Regions from separate parts of the Homo sapiens genome. Here region 1 is linked to region 2. Evidence: read pairs that join two places in POLR2A ChIA-PET (ENCODE). Cell type or tissue: endothelial cell of umbilical vein. All regions are shown on one strand.

The links. Peaks named below come from ENCODE experiments on the same cell type or tissue, not always from the same donor. Only the 100,000 strongest peaks of a DNase experiment are listed, where the experiment ranks them.
Region 1: POLR2A ChIA-PET joins it to region 2 with 9 read pairs; 1 of 35 experiments calls an interaction of 5 or more read pairs at or near these places.

The regions. Positions count from the first base shown.
Region 1 is chr6:155,126,091-155,128,590 of GRCh38, forward strand. TIAM2 (TIAM Rac1 associated GEF 2) reads left to right here. Exons shown (of 27, transcript NM_012454.4): 3 at 1,400-1,510. Among named protein-coding and RNA genes, the nearest start is that of TIAM2, 130 kb to the left of the region's middle. RefSeq lists enhancers at 890-2,089, 1,097-1,843. In endothelial cell of umbilical vein, no CTCF peak of the experiment used is centred here; a DNase peak (open chromatin) is centred at 1,141; H3K27ac peaks cover 910 bases.
Region 2 is chr6:156,832,884-156,835,383 of GRCh38, forward strand. All of the region lies in intron 2 of ARID1B (AT-rich interaction domain 1B), which reads left to right. Among named protein-coding and RNA genes, the nearest start is that of MIR4466, 54 kb to the left of the region's middle. In endothelial cell of umbilical vein, no CTCF peak of the experiment used is centred here; a DNase peak (open chromatin) is centred at 1,088.

The sequences.
Region 1 (2,500 bases), 1.7 Mb before region 2:
GAATGAATAAACAAAATGTGGCATGCACATGTAATAGAATGCTATTCAGCCTTAACAAGGAAGGAAATTCTGACATCTGCTACCACGTGGATGAAACTTGAGGGCATTATACTAAGTGAAATAAGCCAGTTGCAAAAAGACAAATGCTTTCACTTATATGCGGTATCTAGAGTCCTCAAATTCATAGAGGCAGAAAGTAGAATGACAGTTGCCAGGGGCTGTGGGACCGGGGAATTGCTGTTTAATGGGTGCAGAGTTTCTGTTCTGCAAGATGGAAAGAGTTCTGAAGATGGATGTCGGTGACGGTTGTACAACAGTGTACTTACTGCTGCCCTGTACATTTAAAAATGGGTAAGATGGGCCAGGCGCGGTGGCTCACGCCTGTAATCCCCGCGCTTTGGGAGGCTGAGGTGAGCAGATCACCTGAGGTCGGGAGTTTGAGAACAGTCTGACCAACATGGAGAAACCCTGTCTCTACTAAAAATACAAAATTAGCTGGGCGTGGTGGTGCGTGCCTGTAATCCCAGTTACTCAGGAGGCTGAGGTAGGAGAATCGCTTGAACCCAGGAGGCGGAGGTTGCAGTGAGCCGAGATTGTGCCACTGCACTCCCGCCTGGGCAAGAAGAACAAAACTCTGTCTCAAATAAATAAATAAATAAATAAATGGTAAGATGGAAAATGTTATGTTATCCATGTTTGACCACAATTACAAATAAACTTTTTTTTTTTTTTTTAAAGGAACAAAAAGTCACTATTAAGGCCTCACCCCTCTGCTTCCCGTGTCTGTGGCTTCGTGTCCAGCAGTGAGCACGGCCAGAGGGGAGCCTCCCCATCTCAGCCAGTCCTCCTCCCTTTCAGAAGCCCTGCCTTATCCCTCAGAGGGGGACCTCTTGCCCCTGCTAACATGTGCTTGAGAAAGCTTTTAATCTCATTTATGAGGTCAACCTCTACAAGCTAAATTATTTTAACCAAGGACTATTCACTGTGATGTTATATTTTGGGCTTTGTTTTTGCTGCTTGGTCAAATAGAGAACAAGGGCCACCTCTCGTCACACAGCCTGACGCTCCTGCAGCCCTGTGAGACTGAGAGTTGTTTTCCTGGTCATGGTGACAGATGAGCCACGCATGACTCACTGGAGCGGTCTCCCCTGAAACAAAGGCATGCATTTGACTGCAGACTGGGTGTTGAGTTGGTGGCCTTTGCAAGACTGGGTGGGCAGTTCTGGCTTCAAATGACCCTGATGAATCACACGGTTCACAGACGTTTCATTTATTACCTTGACAGTGACCCTGGACACCAGTTGTTTCTTCATATAATTTGCGTTAAGGCTTCCTTTTGACTTTGTGGGAGCTTGGAGTAAAACGCTTCACAGAGTTTTCTTGCGTTTCTGTTTTTCAGGCTCACTTCATGGACTCACTTTGCGTGCTTGTTAAATGTGCTGTGTTGCTCCCAAGACCATGTAAAGCCTACTGACCACTAACCTCCCTCACAGCAGAAACTAGACGTCAGGTAAACCCAACCCTTGTGCCTGGGGGTCACGTCAAGTTGCATGACTGTGATTAAGGTAATAAGTAAAGGTTTAATTATTTGGGCTAGCGATTTTGGTTTTAAAATATTTGATAATTACCACCAAAGAAAAGTCAATCCATTTAACTTCTGTTTTGTGGCTACACATTCTTAGATATAAAAGAATTAAAAATAAAAAGCCTACTAAATATATCTGGAGATCTCACCAGAAGAGCATCACCTCCAACTGACCTAAAATAGTGATATACTGGTTTGAGTGAGAAACTAGCTGGGCATGGTGGCATGTGCCTGTAGTTCCAGCTACTTGGGAGGCTGAGGCAGGAGAATCCCTTGAGCCCAGGGGTTTGAAACCAGCCTGGGCAACATAGCAAGATCCCACCTCAAAAAAATTATTTCAGAATCAAAAGAGATGGTTTCTTCTTTCCTCCCTTCCTCCCTCCCTCCTTCTCCCCCTTTTCACTTTGAGTTTGGCTTAACTAATAGACTCCTTGAGCAAACTGGGGTTTTTACAAGGAAGTAAGAGTCTAATATTAAGTTTTTCTGATGCCCATATTCTAAGTCAGCTTCATACTTACTTCTCTCATCATATTCTAAAGTGAAGATACCTGAAGTCTTTACAAAAGCTCTAGAGATTAGTTTTATTAAAATGTTTTTCTTTCCCAAATGAGAGCTCTTATTTTTTCCCCCATTTTTCATCTCAGCCTCATTTTTGAGGACTTCCAGGCCTTTTTCTTTTGTGGTATTCCTAGAGCCCCAACAGAGCCTGGTACCTGGTGTCATGTTATAAAAATGTGATAGTTTTTGAGCAAAAGTCTCTCAAAATACTGTGGAGAGATTTTAGCTCTACCAGTAGTTTATGTATAATGAAAATGTATCTCTCTGATCACTGAGATCTGTGTATTTAGACTGACAGAATAAAGATACTTTCCCTAATTTTTCTCTTCAAGAATCATTAGTTTGGTCAGGTGTGGT
Region 2 (2,500 bases):
GACGTGATAATAGTACATCATTTTAGTCTTTATTAACTGGAACTAGATTTGTGGTCTTTCACTTGCCAGTTCTCCCACATCATCAGGCAAATACATGGCTAAACAGATTAGTTTTGCACGGTGCCCTAAAAACTAGTCTACTTGGGTTTTTGTTGAGTTCAGGGGGGAAATGAATTTTCTATGCCTCTGTGGAGAATATTCTGCCTCCAGGCTTCTGGAATTCAGACATGGGGTTGGTTAACAGAAGTACATTGGTTGATTTCATCTATTAGACAGCTACACAGAAGAGGCATAATTTTTAAGGTTACTAGAATCTGACTCTGAGTTTTTCAGATTAAAAAAAAAACAAACCTTAAAGACACCAAGATATTCTTTGCTGGATCAGGAATGCAGGTTTTGTTTCATTTTTCTTATCCTTCGTGATCATAAATGTACACCTAGGCCTTTACCAACTTGTTTTAAATAAGATTTTAATATAAAACGGCACCCAGGAGAAATAGCTTACAGAAGCTGAGTTATTTATTTGTGTCAAGCAGATTTCAATTATGTAGACTGAGATTTTTCCTGAGTTTTTTTTTGTAATTGGGTTGATATTTTAACTATTCTTGCAGGTGTTTGATAATATGATGCCTGTTGGAATTATAAAACAGGGCAAAAGGAAAAAAAGCAAAATGAGAGATTGAAGTTCATGAGTGCTTTTATGATGGGAAAACATGACTTTTTTAGTTTTTAAAGGCATACATGTATTGCGAAGAACTTTATAGCAGGAACATAGAATATGATCATTGTTTTGAAATAGAAAATGGCAAAATTAAATATAAACTAATTATTTTTGTTAAGGTGATTCATCTGAACTTATTACTTCATATTGAAGTAAAAACAATTCAAAACAGGTTTCCTTGAAGAGGGCTTGAAAAAGATTTGTATTCTAATTTTGCTGCATGTTTTTTGAGTAAAATATTTATTTCAGAACATAAGCATTTTATTTGGTACCCTCTTAACAGCCAAAACACTTCTTCCAATGCAAATGTTTATTTTGGCAGCAGATGTTTCTAAAAAGGAGACAAACATTACAATTGTTTGGCTAAAATAAATGTTTCCTTTGGGGTTATTAAGGCAGCCAGGCAATTTCTAGGGTTTCCACCTGTGTTAATTTATATTGTTGATCTATTCTGGAAAAAAATGTGTTTCTTTTAAATGTAATTAAAGCCACGTTTTGATATAGTTTGCATGAGAGCTCTGAAAAGTAAGGATGAATGGGGAGAGGAAGACTGGTTTAAGACTTAAAAATTCCAGAGTTTTTCATCATGAAATGTTTATTATGATTCAATCTTTGAATCCTAAATATGAATCCAATAGTCAGGGCTTAATTTTTGTTTTATTTAAAAAAGAGCCTAGACTTCCTATGTTTGCGACTGTGATGGTGTGTCCAGGATGAGAAAGGATAGATAACTTGACTAAGTATAATGGAGAGGAATGGGTGCCTGGTGCCTGTTTTACATTCAGACTCTTAATTTTTTGAGTCTCTATATTTACTTAAAGATGCCCATTCATATCTGTGTGCACATGTACGCTCCCACATGTGTGTAAAAAACAGAACATTCATGTGACAATGGCATTCTTGTGTAATGAAACGTGTATATGTATATTAATTTATATGTTAAACATATTTGTAGATATACATATATAAACACACAAATGAAATGAAGGTGAACATTTTGGCCAGTAAAATAATGAAATGCTATGAAATTTCACTATGTTGTTTACAGCATTTTCATACATTCGTGTTCTGTACTGAGACTTGGAGCCGAGCTGATTTGCTTGTACACCTGAAATGTTTGGAGGCCCTTCAGCAGATTGCAGATTTTTATAAATAATGGCCTTTCGTTGGCCACATTTTGTCATGGTTTCCTCAGTTGTTCTTCAGCAGTGAACATGAAGGTATTTAAGGTTTACCAGCAAAATACATTTATACCTCACATTTCTGCTTCCAAGTAGATAGCAGATGCTACTGGCTGTGATGCCAAAGCTCCCTGTAGATGGAGTTTTGTACTAAGAAAATATTTTTGGGCCGGGCGCGGTGGCTCACGCCTGTAATCCCAGCACTTGGGGAGGCTGAGGTGGGCGGACCACGAGGTCAGGAGATAGATAGAGACCATCCTGACTAACACAGTGAAACCTTGTCTCTACTAAAAAAATACAAAAAAATTAGCCGGCGTGGTGGCGGGCGCCTGTAGTCCCAGCTCCTCGGGAAGCTGAGGCAGGAGTATGGTGTGAACCCGGGAGGCGGAGCTTGCAGTGAGCCGAGATCTTGCCACTGCACTCCAGCCTGGGTGACAGAGGGAGACTCTGTCACAAAAAAAAAAAAAAAAAGAAAATATTTTTGAAAAGATTTGTAAATTCCTATAATACCTAACTGGTTTTGTGTACTTTTTATATTGTATTTGGGTTTAAACATATTTGAATTGTGACATTCTTGGAATGATATGTTAGAAGAGAT